Regions from separate parts of the Mus musculus genome. Here region 2 is linked to region 1. A link is a contact called in ENCODE Hi-C or POLR2A ChIA-PET data. All regions are on one chromosome and are shown on one strand. Each heading gives the region's core, a stretch centred on a gene start or an enhancer-like site at or near the end of the contact. The rest is flanking DNA. Distances are from core to core; before and after follow the strand shown. Region 1 has its middle 8.3 kb from the start of Gm38753. Region 2 holds the start of Medag (mesenteric estrogen dependent adipogenesis).

What was found. Hi-C counts contacts between places; a loop is a spot of excess contacts on that map. ChIA-PET counts read pairs that join two places held with the same protein, here RNA polymerase II (POLR2A).
Region 2: a loop to region 1 is called in a map of heart, with 2.0 times the contacts of the local background. The contact joins the promoter of Medag here to the enhancer-like site in region 1. A Hi-C loop is called at or near these places in 4 of 37 maps with a recorded cell type or tissue (Patski, heart and left cerebral cortex). POLR2A ChIA-PET finds 5 or more read pairs at or near these places in 2 of 5 experiments (Patski and embryonic stem cell).

What each region holds. Positions count from the first base shown.
Region 1 is chr5:149,371,911-149,379,743 of GRCm38, forward strand. It overlaps a transcript of Medag not described here. Among named protein-coding and RNA genes, the nearest start is that of Gm38753, 8.3 kb to the left of the region's middle. Within about 2 kb of position 4,086, at least 1 of the 3 ENCODE cell types and tissues checked has a DNase peak (open chromatin) inside an H3K27ac peak, as active enhancers do; it is heart, where a contact is called at or near this core.
Region 2 is chr5:149,408,309-149,416,141 of GRCm38, forward strand. Medag (mesenteric estrogen dependent adipogenesis) reads left to right here and starts at 3,441. Exons shown (of 5, transcript NM_027519.4): 1 at 3,441-3,947. The coding sequence starts at 3,670.

The sequences.
Region 1 (7,833 bases), core at 2,836-5,335:
ATGCACACACGCACAGCAGAGCTCATTGCACATGATCTCTGAGCCTGTGTTCTCCTCTTTCTGGCTTGAATATCAGTCCTGGAGGCAAGTCTTTAATGGATGCTCAGAGAGTCAGAGGTGGGGGGAGATCCCTGAATAAGAATTACCAGCACCTCTTCTCTACACATACAGGATCTCGACTTTTGAGGGCTCTGAGGATACCCGGGAATGTGGTACTTGTGTCTGTAGAGTTGCTGAACACGTGGGTGAAAATCGAGAGACACTTCTTTGACGGCTTAGGAGAGCATCGCTGGCAGAGTCACAAGGCTTCCTGCCCAGCAGTAGCTGGAGGCTGCTGCCTTGTGCTGTGGTTGATTTAGTTAGTTTGGTTGGACTGAGAGCCGCCTAGGAGACTGGTAATGCACACCCCCAGGCAAGCCTGTAAGGGAGACGATTTAATAGTCTAGAGACTATTAAAAGACAAAGGCTCTCAACTAGTGGATGCTCAGATCCATTGATGGGTTTAAAATTTGAATAGGTGATTGGAAGATGCTGGGACTTGCTGCCCAATTAGAGAAGTGGGTGTCTAGAGGCTTGGACTAGAGTTTTAGGGGCTATATCTTGCCCTAGACTCTTCTGGGGATTCCCCTCTGCATCCTGCCCACCATGATGTTGTTGGACTGTTCTGTGACACTGCACCTTCCCCACCTTGACAGAGTAACGCCTCTGAAAGCAGGAGCCCAAATCAGTTAAGTTCTTTCCTCAAATATTTTGGTTAACTGCGTACAAGTAATGAGTCATGTGTCTGGTGTCACACTCACTTCATGGGTCTGAATGGAATCCTCCTGCGTCTGTCCTCTTTCTGCGCTTTGCTGGGGTTTTGCTAGTGGGATGATGTCCTTCTTCCTCTGGGGCCTTTAAGTCTCACATTGTCTGTGAGTTGTCCTTTCTCTCTGTACTTGGACAGTCAGCTACCCAGCCCTGGTTTCTGAGGACCGCCCTTTCTTCTTTGTCTCCAAAGCCAGGGTCCTTCTCCAGTTTCAGGGGCCTATGAAGACCTATCGTTAGACCCCCATGAATCTTCCAGGCACCTTCCTCTTCATCCTATATCACAAATGATTACCAAGTGAATCTTCTATATAAAAACAACGGTTCCACCTGTCATCTAGTCTAGAGCTCTCAGACACAGTTGCGGCTGTGGTGGACTCCTGTTCTGCTATCTGCAATCTTTGTATGAGAAAAGCCAGGAGCTGTTTCCTTATGTTTTCTTCTTCTCGGAATGCTCAGGCCATCTCTGCTAATGCATCCATCCCCCACCCCCTGCCCTACCAGGAGGGGGTCCTCAGTGTAGCTTGCCAAGCCACGAGCCCACTCTTAATGGCTTAGACCACGGGTAGACACTTGATTCATGAGCAGCCAGCATAGGCAGCCTGTCATAAAGAGCTGCCCATGCAGAACAGCCAGTGCTGGACAGAGGCCACCGAATCAATTTGGGCCTCTCCTGGGAGTCTCATTCCTGAAGGGAGACGCTGAGCAGAGTCAGCGAGGGGCTGAGGAGGAGTCACCCAACCCAGAGTGACAGCCTTAGGGGCAGTGAGATAACGTTGCTAGACGCACTGTCCTGAATGATCTCACCGGGCACTGGCTGTGCCTTTTGGTTTCTATCGTCTGATGTTTTGACATCTTGGGGGCCTTCCTGACTGACTCTGGAGGGGGGACATCTGGATACCTTACTGACTGACTCTGGAGGGGGGACATCTGGGGGCCTTACTGACTGACTCTGGAGGGGGAACATCTGGATGGATACCTTACTGACTGACTCTGGAGGGGGACATCTGGGGGCCTTCCTGACTGACTCTGGAGGGGGGACATCTGGATACCTTACTGACTGACTCTGGAGGGGGGGACATCTGAGGGCCTTCCTGACTGACTCTGGAGGGGGGACATCTGGGGGCCTTCCTGACTGACTCTGGAGGGGGAAGTCGTAGGGGAAGTAGCTAATTGCCTCTCCTCTCCCACTCCAGCATGGCTCTCAGATGTAAACCAACCAGAGCCCCTGCCCTGCCCACCTCCTTTCCTGACTTCTCTTTCTCACAGGTACACTCCACCTTCCTCCATCACTGCTAGTCCAGGTACCCAGCTCAGGGTAGTCCCTAGAGCCCAGACTTAAGAAGCATAATTTTCACCTAAGCTGAGCCTGCTTACTCTTCCATGACCACTCCCTCCCACAATGCCCAGTGACGCCCTGTACCCTTCTTCCTCCTCCCTCCTGACCAGGTGCTACCCTCGTGGTGCCCTGGGGTATAGCATGGTCCTTATTCTTGGAACTGAATGACCTGTCTTGTCAACAGCAGCTGCCTCCTGGTCTGCTGACCTCATTTCTAAAATCGGCAGGTTCTGCGTGACTCACTCATCTCCGTGGAGTCTGGCTGTGTGGTTGTTCCTCTTCGAGGCAGGGCCGGGGCTCTTCCTGCCTTACCCTAGGTAAATGCACTGAATATGACCTGTCTCACTTCAGTGGGTTGTTAGTTCTTCTTTAGATCAGATCTTTACTGGTTGTCTCACCCCCTTTCTTTACGGAGCTCCCCACTCCCCGTGCTCTTCACAGGCAAGCATGCTGGCTTTCTTTGTAAATAGCCTTACATATGTTCTTGTCCCCTGTGCCTGGTCATGAGGCCATCCTTCAGACAACTCCTGCCTTCCCCGTGCCTAAAACTACTCTCTTTCTCCGAGGTCTCACATTCAGACGTCCTATGATGGCTTCTGTAACCTCACGTGCCTCTCTCTGCACATCAGCATCACCCATGTGTGGGTTTCGATCCCACCACAGAGCATCCAGTGTTCCCCGCTTTGTGTTCGGGAATTCTCTCTCCTCAGGGTTATATGCACTCTCAGTTCAGGAGACAGACGTTTTGCTTGATGATAGGATGCACTGGTATCTAAGCAACTGACATCTTTCTTCTCCTTAAGCCGGGGTATAAAATCCACACATAGAGCAACAGTTGCTACCTGTTGAGCCAGAGCCTGGCTGGAGGGGAAGCCCCATTTTATCTCCATTCTGAGTCCCCGGAAGGCCAGCCCCAGCTTTCTTAAGTGGAGAGAACTTCATTCATTTCCTAATGGGTCATACTTGGGGAAAGACTGGAGTTTCTTCATTTTAGTGTCAGGCCAGTAAGGGGTTGCAAAGTACAGAGTAAGGAATGAGGGTAAAGCAAGAGGGATTGGCCCACCAGTGGGATTTGAGGACTGTCTCTTACATGGAGGCTGGGATGGGGAGACTGGAGCAGAAGCCGAGGCAATCAAACACGCCCCTCACAGTTTTGATCCGGCTCTCACCTGTTTGAAAGGAAAACATCTGGCTTGTCTTCCATTGACCCTGATGTAAATGGGTAAAGGATTTCAGGGCACATTCCTGATAGTTCCCTGAGGGACTTCCTAACAAAGGGGTGGAGCCAAGTAGCTCTTGGAATGGTCTCCCATCATAGACATTGCACTTAGAGTTTGAGCTATACGAATAATTCAGATGCTACACTGTAAGCCCTAAATATACCTTAAGCCCACAAACAACGCCCCTTTGTCCAGCTTTATGCCTGTGTTCCTTTAAATGGACTTTCTGTTCCTGACCGCACTGTAATCAGCAGATATCCCTACCGTCCCCCCATTCCCTCCTCCTCCCTTAAAACGGCTCCTTCTAATAGCTAGCATCCTGCAGTGACCAAAGCCATTAGAAGGATTGCACCATTACTATCCTGTCCAGCACACACATAATGCCCCAGGGATTGCCTTTCTTCTTCTTTGCTTGATGCTTTTTTGTGGATGAAATCGGGGCCCAATGGTGGGCTGAAAAAAAAAAAAACCGAAGAGGGCAGAAGGTGACAGTAATTCGTTTCAAGGGCACCTCCCAAACAGCTTTCCCCACTTGAGATTCCTTTGTGAAGGTGACGGCAGATGTCAGCCTTGTGGATAAAGCAGGCTCTGAAAGCACGCGGACAGGTTGCAGACCTCTGTTCCTCGTTACCATAATATTGAATGCTCATCTTTTCCCAAGCACGACAGCGAATATGTGCTCTGCCTGCTAGCTCACTGTTGTTTGTGCTGGAAAGAACCCGGGCCCAGCCCAGAGCCACGTTGCAGGGCTCAGGACTGCTCTGAAACACTGCCACCTAGTGGCGTGATGAGGTAAGACAGCACACATCAAGGGCACCGGGACTCTAGTTCAATCTAGCTGCCCCAGCTCAAAGGCAAGGAGTTAAAAAATCAGGAGCACAAAGACCATAGCCAGTTTGGAAACGCCTAAATAGGGCAGGGGACAGGGAAAAGGGGCGGGGGAACTGGAGCCTGAGAGAGGAATTAAAAGTAATGAACGGGTCGGATTGAGCAGTCCCCACCTCCCCTCCACCCCCCTCCAACTCCCCACCCCACCCCCCCTCGCCCCCCACCCCCAAGCTAGAGATGTGGGTAAGATGAGATTGGAACCGGCCTTCATTTGGACAGCTCAGTCTGGCTTGTGACTGGATCCTTAAGGATCCCGGGGCTCAGTTGAGCTCGGGAAGTCCCTGTGCCTCGGTTTCCTCACTTTGTGGGCCGAGTCAGAGCTCAAAGTCTATCTTCAGTTGAAACATTGTATGAATTTGTTATCTGAGAAATGCAGGAGAAAGCAGTTGGCTATCCTTAAATCATCTGTGTGACTTCTTGTTGATTTAAGGGGGGACTTAAAAATGAACAAAGAAACAAACGAATGAACAAACAAGCATCCACTTCCATCTTGTCTGTTTTCAGGGTTGTAGCTCAGGAATCCTGGGAGAAGCATGGAAGAATCTTCTAGCATGTGGGGACTCTCGGGACCCAAGAGGGAGAGTAACTCCTAAAGACGTGGAGGCTTCTAGTGCTTCAGGACAGACAGTGAGTGTGTGGGGGGTTGGAGGGGATGGGGTGTGGGTACTGGCATGGAAGCAAATCTGTACTATTTGAAACACCGAAGTGAAGACAATCATTATAATGGGTTAATAATTGAGCAGGCCATTCCTTCAAGAGTTACATTTTTAAAGGGAATTTCCTGTTAGAAGGTTCCAAGGAAATCAGATACTGTTCATTGACAAGCAGGAATCTGAACAAGTAGGGGAATCCCCAGGTCCTTCGACCTTACAGGATGGGTTTTGTCCTTTGTCATTCATCGGCGTTCCTTGGGGAAACTCATCTATGATGGCTGTTTTAAACACTTCGAGTATCATTTTTACATCCCAGGGCTAAAAGAAGATGTGGCTCAGCCTCTGCCACCATTTGAAGAAGCCCAGGTTGCTCTTGCTCCTTCTTTTAAGGCTCAATGGTCCTGCTCATCAAAGCATTTCCCCAGCGAACACACAGTGGAGGGAATTTAAATTCCATCTTGATGGAATTTGAACCAAAGCACACTGCCCAGTGTCACTTTATACGCTGTGAATCATCAAGCCAGCTACGAATACCTCGAGGGGTCCTTGCCGTTGTTCAACATAAATCAGTAAAATGACAGGCAATTGACTCTGAAGACAGCTTTCACATGGCTGAGAGGCTGGAGCTGCTGGAAGCAAATGAGGGCATTTTTCTGTAAACCACTTGTGATTAGCGCCAGAATAAACAGTAGATTGGGCTTTATCCTCCACACCACACTCCCCTCCTGCTCTGGATCTCTCATTAGGCGGAAGTGAACACTTCCCTCAGTGTTGGGAGTGGGGGTTGGGGGTTGTCAGTGGGAAGAAGCAAGTTTGTATCTCCACACCTGATGAGTACTTCTGACTTCCCCCCCAGAAGGAAAAGAAGAAATAGACTTGATTTGACTTTTTTTTTTTCCTATGAAGACATAAAATAAGGGCGAGAATCAGACCGACCCTTCGATGCAAAAGCTTGTCGCTGTGCTATGATGCCCTATCACGGCGCCTGCCAGGGCTTAGAATTTCCCTTAATAGAAAGGAGCGTGTTTGAGAGATTGGCACCTGGCAGCAGTGTCTCATGATGTTACAGGCTTATATTCTTTGTAAAGCATTTAATTAATTAATTAATTAATTAATTTAATGTATATGAGTGCACTGTCGCTGTCTTCAGACACACCAGAAGAGGGCATAGGATCCTATTACAGACGGCTGTGAGCCACCATGTGGTTGCTGGGAATTGAATTCAGGACCTCTGGAAGAGCAGTCAGTGCTCTTAACCACTGAGCCATCTCTCCAGCCCCTCCACTTATATTCTTAAAGACACCAGGAAGGTGGCAATGTTAAGCTGATGGAGGCACTGTCTAAGGAGATCTGACGCCAACCTGTGCCACCACGGCCTCCTGGGCCAAATGGCCCCTTAGGTTGTTGTGTCAACTGATTTTCTCCAACAAGAGTCAGGTTTTCCACGAAAAGCATCAAGTGTGCCAAATCAAGTAAGTCTGTAAACCCAGAGGACACAGCCTGCCTGTGATCCAAAATCTGAACTGACACACGCCCTCTGCCACCTGATAAGCTGGGAGTCATCAAGCTAACTACAAATACCCAAGGGCTCCTTCATTTAGAATCTTCCAGACTCATGTGACTATACATAGTAGGACTTTCGGCTATGTAAAAGGTGAGACAGACAGACAGACAGACAGACAGACAGAAATTGCATAGACTTCCTCAGTAAGCAAAGCCTTATCTAGGAAGTACAAAACCTTCTAGCTCCTCAGATCTAGTTGTCTTCTTGGTTTGTTGTAAAATCTTGACTTAAAATCTTCCATGCTACAACTGAAACCACTTACGAAGGTTTAATCGATAGGAACGAATCAATGGACCTGAAATGTCTTATTGCTCTCCCCCCACCCTCACCCTGGATGCCCAGAAGCCACATGAGAATGCCAGAGTCAGCTGCCATCTGCCAGGAGAAAGCCCTGGTGACTGTCTTGGGGCCCCATTCCTCCGAGGCAGCTGTGATGAGGCATGAATTGATCCTGGTGGCCGAGATCAGGTCCTGGGAGCTTTGAACTTGTTTCAGTTTGGGCTGTCTGTGCTCCCTGGGGTCCTGCCCTAGGGAGGGCAGGTCATGGCTGGACGCAGGGAGGTCAGCACCGCCCTGCTGTTGAGTGAGGGACTGGAACCACTTTCCTCTCGGGAGACTGTGTCGCTTTCTTAACTGTTCTAGACTGGAGTGTCTCTGTTTCCAAGTTTGAGGTTAGAATTGGGCTTTTGGTGTTGGGGCAAGGATGAAATGGAAACTTCTAGGTCAGTGCTCAGCTCCAGACCAGCTTGTGGGGAGTGCAGGAAGGCTGGGTCAGTGGTCATGGCCGGGAGGGAGAGTGCAGAGCCCTCCTGAGTAACTTTGTGGTTGGCAGAGTTTCAGGCCTGCCTGGCGTTTGCTTTTTCCTTTGGGAACATGGGAGCAGCCCTGCCTCATTGGAGAAACAGTGAGTTAGGCACCATACTGTCTGGGCTAGTGGCCCAGGTGTGTCCTGAGTGGGTGTGGCCCATGGGAATGAGAACACTGGGCTGTGTGAAGGGAACCTACAAGTGTCAAAGGCAGCTGGGACCAGGAAGCAGCATCAGACAGCGCAATTCCTTCCCGCTCGCTTGCTGGGCTTGTCCAAAAGGAGCATCTGTTTCTTTTCCCCACTTTGGATGCCTTTGCACTCCAACCCAGCAATGCCTGCAAGCAACAGCAAACACACACAGGGGAACAGCATTGTTGTGGGACTGGGCCGGTGTGACTCACTCTACCTCGGTTTCCCGGGTCCGGCGGCTCCAAGTCCCAATGTAGAAATAGAGTACGGAGCAATATGTTGTTTTGGTAGAAAGCTATGGGTTTTTAGTCTGGAATGTCTGTCGCCAGGGCCCATCCAATTAACTCGCTTGTCGGGAAATCAGA
Region 2 (7,833 bases), core at 2,191-4,690, 36 kb after region 1:
AAACAGCAATAGATAGGAGGTGGTACTGTGGTGGCTTCCAGATGCAGTGTGCGGGCCATTGGGTATTGTACTCACAGAAGTCCCTGGATGCAGGCATCAAACACACACTTGTGTGACAGACAGTGCTTAGAACGCTTTGCCTACAAACCCCACAATGTGCGTGTAAAGGACACACAGGATTGATATGCTCAGATTTCCTGAAAGCTGACTGCGACTTTGAACCCAGGTAGTGAAGCACCACAGCCTGAGCCCTTGGCGGTCTGTATTCCAGCCCCGCCACTTCCTGGTCTCAAATCGCACCAGATTTTAGAGATGGGAAAACTTAGTCTAGTTGACACAGATAACAAATTCCCAAGCCGTCTGTTAAATTCTAACGAAGCAGACTGACTTCAGTTTCTTCAGGAGTTAAGGGAGGTGAGAATGGCAAGGACAAGGGTGATCTGGGAGAGACCAGAGGGGGGAAATGTCTTCCAGGGGTGACAATCCAGAAGTCACTGACACTTTATTTAGGTCAGTTTCAATGATGTCATGGGGTGAGCTGGAAGAGAAGGAATTTCGATGACTCTTCCAGGGGGAAGAGAAAAAATAGCTAACAAGTGAGGGGGATAAAACTATATTTAAAGATTATTTTATATAAGAGGGAGGAAGACTACAGATATTTGCATTCTGTCTGTTTCTCTGTGTCTCTTTCTGTCTCTTTGCCTCTGTCTCTGTGTGACTCTGTGTGTCTGGGTATGTCTGCGTGTGTGTATGTGTGTGTGTGTGTGTGTCTGTGTCTGTGTTCCTGTGGGTATGTGCACATGTACACGAGGGTTGTGAGCACACACGTGTGTATGTGGAGGCCAAAGGTCAGTGCTGGCTGTCTTCCTTGCTCACTCTCTACATTATTTTTATGAGACAGGAATTGCTCAGTGAGCCCAGAACTCATCCACTCCACTAGGTTGTCTAGCTGGTGAGCCCCACAGATCTGCTTCTCTTCTCCCAGCCTCAGGGTTAGGGTCAGAGATGTGTGCCCCTCTGCCTAGCCCAGATCCTGTGTAGGTGATAGGGGTCTGAACTCAGATCCCTGTTCTCATGTGGCAGACACTCTACTAAGCATCTTGCCAGCCTCAGGCACTTGTGGTCTGACAGAAAAATCTAGGTGTGAAAAGAGTGGTGGTGTGAACTGGTCTGTGAGAGCTTAAATAATGGTGGTGAGAACTGATCTCTGAGAGTGTTTGAATAGTGGTAGTGTGAACGGGCCTGTGAAAGCTTGACTAGTGGTGCTGTGAACTGGTCTGTGAGAGCTTGAATAGTGGTGGTGTGAACTGGCCTGTGAGAGCTTGGTAGATCTGAGTTAAGGCCGCTGTGTCACTTGAGGTTCCGTTGAAAAACTGAACCAATAAAATGAATCCCTGCTGCAAAGAGGAAGTATGATATTGACTTATGCCATATGGTTGGGGTAAAAAAAAAAAAGGCTAATCACTTTGTAGTTGCTTAGACCATGAAGCAGTGTGCCTCAGTGGTCCCAATCTGGTGCCAGAGACCTAGAGGATTCCTGGGGAGTGCTGGTCTTCAGTCCATGTTAGAAGCCAGAAGAGCATTGTTCTTATATGGAAGGAGGCAGCAGCAGCAGCAGCAGCAGCAGCAGCAGCAGCAGCAGCAGCAGCAGCTTAGAGTAGATGGATTCACCAGCAAGAATGAAAGCCAAAATAGGCAGAGCCTTCTTTCTTCCATGCACCTTCATCTTTATAGCTATCAGAATCACTGCCCATATTTGGGGTACATCTCTCCACATTAATTAAATCAAACAATTTCCAACAAACATAATCACAATCCAACCTGGTGTAGATAATCCATCAATGACGATTATCCATTCAGGTGATTCTAGGTTGTGTGAAGTTGACAATCAAAGCTGACCATCCAGGCACCCAACAGGGCCATTTAAAGCTCTGAGGCTAGAAGGCTGCCCCTGTGCCTTGATGACATCACTATTACCCAAGTATGGGCACATGAGGATGGCTAGATCTTCAGGCTGTCACCTCTTAACTATAAGCATAAGCCTTGCATTGTCTCCTGTCACTTATCCCAGCAACTCCATTTCTGAGAGGGGAGGGAGTGCAGAAAAGATGGAAAGTGTAATGGTGTGTTACCATAGTAAGAGAAAACAAAGTGATTTTAATGTTGCAGTAAAGGAAAGTCTAGACAAAGAAGAGTGCATTCCTTTGATGGAAAATAGCTTAGTGGTTTGAAATAGTTTACCAAGGCAGTGCTGTTTGAAACACAACGTGCTTCTTACCATCAAATGAAGCAAGCAGAATAAAAATTCTACAACACCTGGGGTGAGGGTGCTGGAGAGATGATGGTTCGGTGGTTATGAGGTGTGCATACATACATGCAAACACTCATACACACACACACACACACACACACACACACACACACACAAATAAAAATAACTTAAAACCTTCAAAAGTAAATGGCAAAAGTGAAATGTAGCAGAAATGCTTCTGTTTGAATCAATTAAACCCAGGCTCTATGGAGGCTCTCAGAGACAAACTGAAGATAGACTCTAAATTTTACCTCTCGGCGCTGCCTGGAGTCTCATGCCAGCTTACCGAGAGCAGAGACTCAGTCAATGTAATTGCTGGAACACATGCCTGCTCCTCTGTTAGACTACAAGTTGGATGATAACAGGGGTTGTGGTTATCCACCCACATTCTCAGGATTTAGCTTATTCTTCATCTTCTACTAGATAGGCTGGAAATAGTCATTTAATTAAATTGAAAGGAATAGTCTTTTCATCCCTCAGGAGACGTGTGAGCACGTAGCCAGAGCACTCAAATATTTATAAACTGAGCAAATTAACAGATTCTGGGACTAGGGCTGGGAAGGCCTGCTAGGGGACTTCCCGCTTGAATCCAAGCACAAAGCTGTCAAGGGGCCACCGGGCAGCGAAAAGCAAGAGGGTCAAGGTCTGGAGTGCACAGGGGATGCAGGAAAACCTTTTGGGAAAGTGGCAGGCCTTCATGGAAGGATGCTGGGTGGGAACCCGCTCCAGGAAGTGCTGAGAGAAGGAAAAGCTGGGTCATCTAGGTGGAGGTGGAGTGAGCTGCAGACAGATGAGGCATAGAATGGGGGATGTAGATACGGATGCAGCAACTCCCAGCCTAAGCTGACAGCCCCTGGGCCCCAGGTGGAGAAGTGGTCAGGAACGCTTTGTGGTACCTGAGGGATTAATCGGCGCTGAGCCAGGCCTGGGCATCTGTCGTGGGGAGGATGCTGCACCATGCAGTGTGGACCAGGCAGGGAGGGCCCCGCGCGGGGGCTGAGTGTCTGACCCGAGTGGGATGACTAAGTTAGTCTTGGCTGTGAGCAGGCGAGGTGGGAGCATGCCAAGTTATGAAACACTGATTGCTCTGCCGGAGCGGAGGAGCATCTGGGGTCCTGCCTGGGGGCCGGAGGGGCGTGCCTGGTGCCTGATAAAAGGGGCTGCGCAGCGCGGGGACCGCTTTCTCAGTGTCCTGCCTGCAGCGCTCCACAAGGGTGGGCAACCTTCAAGGTGACAAGAGGGCTCCTGAGCTACTTACTACTTGCACGCAGCCCAAGGTAGCTCGGGACAGACCACAGATTTACTCCTCCCACTTAGCGACCCTCAGGGTAGGAAGGGGACAGAGCCACAGCCTGAGTATGGCCACTGCAGCGTGCGAGCCTGTGGCCAGACCCAGCCTGACCTCCATTTCATCCGGGGAGCTGCGCAGTCTGTGGACGTGCGACTGCGAGCTGGCCCTGCTGCCCCTGTCGCAGCTGCTCCGCCTACAGCCTGGTGCCTTCCAACTGCGCGGTGAGCAGCTCCTGGTGCCCGGGCCCGGGGAACCCGCGGCCGCACGTGGGGGCTTCAACGTCTTCGGGGACGGCCTTGTGCGCCTAGAAGGGCAGCTCTATCGCCTCAGCAGCTACATCAAGAGGTAGGTGGCCACACCGTGTGCTCTAGCCTGGAGCAAATCCTCTATCTGGCTGCTGCCCTGTCTCTGGTAGACTGGGGACTGGAGATGGAGATAACCTACCTGCCACCCTACAGCCCGAACCCTCCTCCCCCCAGCCCCCAAGCAGGTAACTAGGGCGTTTTGCTGAGAATGTAGGGAGGATCGGGTGGGAAGCACACTCAGTCCCACCCAACAAGCTGGTGGCAAGTTTTTTCCATTCTGCCCTTAAACTAGGTCGGATGAGCTCAGTGTGCAGGCACAACCCTCAGGAGATGTCTTGGATGCGGATCCTCGCACCTAGCTTTAGTTATGAGCGAGAATAACTTTATGCAGCTGGAGCATGCAGATAGTTCATTTTCCCAGAGTAATTGCTCTCTCGGTGTTTCTTAAACCAAGCAACTATAGTGAAGAAGAAAAAGGGCCCCCAGAACCCCAGACCCCGTGTTGGCTCTTGGGTGAATAGACAGCTTGGGCAGAAATAAGGGCAAAGATAGCTTCGTGGTTTTTTGCAGAGCACTGTGAGACCCTGGCCTTTATCCAGTGGTCCTCAGGAGCTGTCGTGGCCAAGAGGACTCAGACGTCCATTGGTAGGCTTGAAGCTGGCAAGGATGTGGAAGCCAACTTTGATCTCAGCATTACCGGGTCACCTTGAAGGAATAGGGTACATGGCCCTCATCCATGTATAATAGGGTGCTCAGTGCCCCAGAACCAAGTGAGTCTGGAGTCTGAGCGATCCGCAGCCGGCCCGATTGTGAAGATACGATGTATTTATCACTGGGCTAGGGTGCAGCCAAAGGGCTAGACACTGCTGGTGCATTCTTCCAACTGCATGCAGGTAGGACCCTCGAGATGGTATGAGTTCTGAATGTCGGAGAAAAATAGTCCCTACTGAGAATTTCTCTGTGGATGGGAAATAAAAATGCTAATTTGTAAGAGGGGGGCAGTGGAAAGAGCTATGGTAGAAACAGGTTGGGGTTGGGGAGATGATTCAGTGCCTGAAGTGAGAGGACTTGAGTTTGGATTCCTAGCTCCCTTGCAAAAATGTCTCTCTGTGTACTAGGGGCATGGTGACAGGACAATCATGGAGGCTTGCTGGCCTCCAGCTGGTCCCTAAACTGACAAGCTCCTGGTTCAGTGAGAGGACCCATTTGAAATGAATAAGAAGGGCATGTCTGCATTGGTGCACCTCTCCCTCCCTCCCTCCCTCCCTCCCTCCCTCCCTCCCTCCCTCCCTCCCTCAGGAGGATTACAGTGTTCCCCAGTGAGCTGAAGCCAGAGGTAAGGTGTTTGATAGAATCAGAGCCCCCGATCTTAGCATACGATACAGGAAATTTTAGAATAGATTTGAGGCTTGTCACTAAATTTTTTTCTTCGAACATCTTTATGTAAGTAAATGAAAACCAGCAGCAGTCCCTGGGCAAGTTAGAGTGTAGTCATAAGACTAGGTGACACAGACCAGGGAGCAATGAAATCCACACACACACTGGCTTCTCCTGGCGCACACCATCACGTGAGGGCTTTCATACCCCCGAGGTGCAAAGGCTCCACTGAGAAAGACTTGAACAGTGGAAGTAGCAGCATGTCTTCTTGTACGGGGCATGCCGTGGTAGGAGGCAGCTTTTATCACTGTGTGGGCAGCCTGAAGAGTGGCTGGTAGGGAGACAAGTCTGAATGGAGAGTGCTTTCTAGGCAGAGGACTGGGATATGGAAGCACTCTGAACTTAGCCTCATCAAGAGCCTTTCGCTCTGTTCTGCAAGATGGATGGATCCAGTGGCGTTTTGACATTGGAGATAGCGTTACCAGGCACAGGTCTGATTTGATGTTTCCAGATTCTCGGAATTTTATATAGATGGATAGATAGATATAGATATGGATATGGATATAGATATAGATATAGATAGATAGACACACACACACACATGGTTGCAAAGTAGTAGCAAAGCTCTATTGTTTTTTGAAAATTCATTTTTTACTATGCTTTTAGTTGTGTGTCAGTGTGTATATCTCAATGTGGGTGTGTGCACATGTGAGTACAGATTCCAGTGGCCGCCAGAGGCATCAGATCCCCTGGAGCTGGAGTTACAGACTGTTGTGATGAGCCGTCTCTCCAGCCCCAGGATAATTCTACTCAAGGCAAAGCAATAGTACAAATTAGACAGGAATCTACTGTTAAGAGTGACAGCGGGCCACTTGAGCGAAGGCTTGGGCTTCTTTATATGGCTGAAAGGAAGGAGGAGCTGGAGGGGGGGAGGCTCATACTTTGGGTGGGTCTGTTTTGTTTGATCAGCTTGGATTATGTAAGCTGTTACTCACTGCGTACACACACCCCTTTCCTTGTAGAGTCTGATTTTAATCATTCCAATTGTGTCGACAGTGCATGGGCATAAGGTGGACACCAGAGCATCCTCACATTTTATAGGGCACAGTTTGCCTTATTGTGAATGTACCCAAGACAAGTTCAGGCTAGATTGTCTTCACCCTTGCCCTCCTGATTGACCTGACTGGCGTATAATTGAATAGAATTTAAGTTTGAAGGTCATTAAATGTGTGTGTGGGGGGGGGGGGCATTTTTCCGTTCCAAGTGTGTGTGGGTGTGGGTGTGCAAGCAGCTCCATGCACGTGGGTATCTTAGGTCATGACAGGTTGCTGGGTGCATTGTTCTGGTGTGAGAGTCTCAAGTGAGAGAGTTCAATATTAGAAGAGGAAGTGGGCATATCTCAAACCAAGTGGATACAAGGTTTCTGAACTATTTCCTGCTTGTCTGTCTCTGTAGCGTACACTGCTTCTATCAAAATATGTACCACAGCTAAGTCTTGTCTGTCTGTCTGTCTGTCTGTCCATCTATCCATCCATCTGTCCATCCATCCATCCATCCATCCATCCAACCATCCATCCATCCATCCGTGCCTCCAGTCTGATTTTATTGCTGCTGTGCCATAGGAGACGTCGATTTTGAACGTCCCCGGCATAGTGTTTCAGCTGGATTTCCTCAAACCTAGGCAACTCGGGTGGAGGAGCAGCCTGGCTTCACCATGTCAGGCATCTGCAGCGTCCGCTTGTCCATAGTCCAAGCTCCACATTTGTCACAAGTCAGAGCCTAGAGGTGATGAACTTGCTGAATTTCATCTTTTTCCAAAACTACTGCATTCCCACCTTAGCTGTGGGAAGACATCTGTGTACAAGTGGCTGCCGGGAAGGTTAGGGATTGCAAAAGGCCAGCGCAGGCTCTTTGGAGCATGGGGCTTTTGACGACTTTGTATTGACCTTACCAGAGATGTGGGTGTATTCTCTGTGTCCCTGTGCCAGAGATGTGTGGACAAGAACCCTTGTTGTATTAATTATTAGGTTTTGTCTCCTGTGATGATCATTTTGGGTGTGGAATAAGTCCATAGTGTAATCAAGACTCAGGGTCTCAAGTGTGTTCTATTCCTTTCCTGGGTCCTTTCCCAAGAAACCCTAAACGCTGAGAGCCATTGCCCTTGACATTCAAATGAGTCCCTCATTAAGGGCATCTGTCCTCCTTTCTCCATTCTTTTTCCAATACTTAAACTTCTAAACACAACAGTAACTAAATATAAACTACAGAAGCCAAGTTCTTCCCAATTGCTTAGTGATGGCCATAAAGGTCCTCTAAATATCTGCTCTTAAAATACTTGTCTTAATCTGTAGAGTTAATGAGCAAACCATTATCACCACCACCACCATTGCCATTTTTCTTTTAAGTTCAAGATTTCTGTCCATGTCATATCTAAAGCCTGCTTAGGACACTACCCTTATATAATGGTTGTTAGCATTTCCTCTAGGCTCTGCCCAACAGTTACCTAGCAACATGCAGGTATGAGTGTATAAAAAGAACTCTCTATCTTC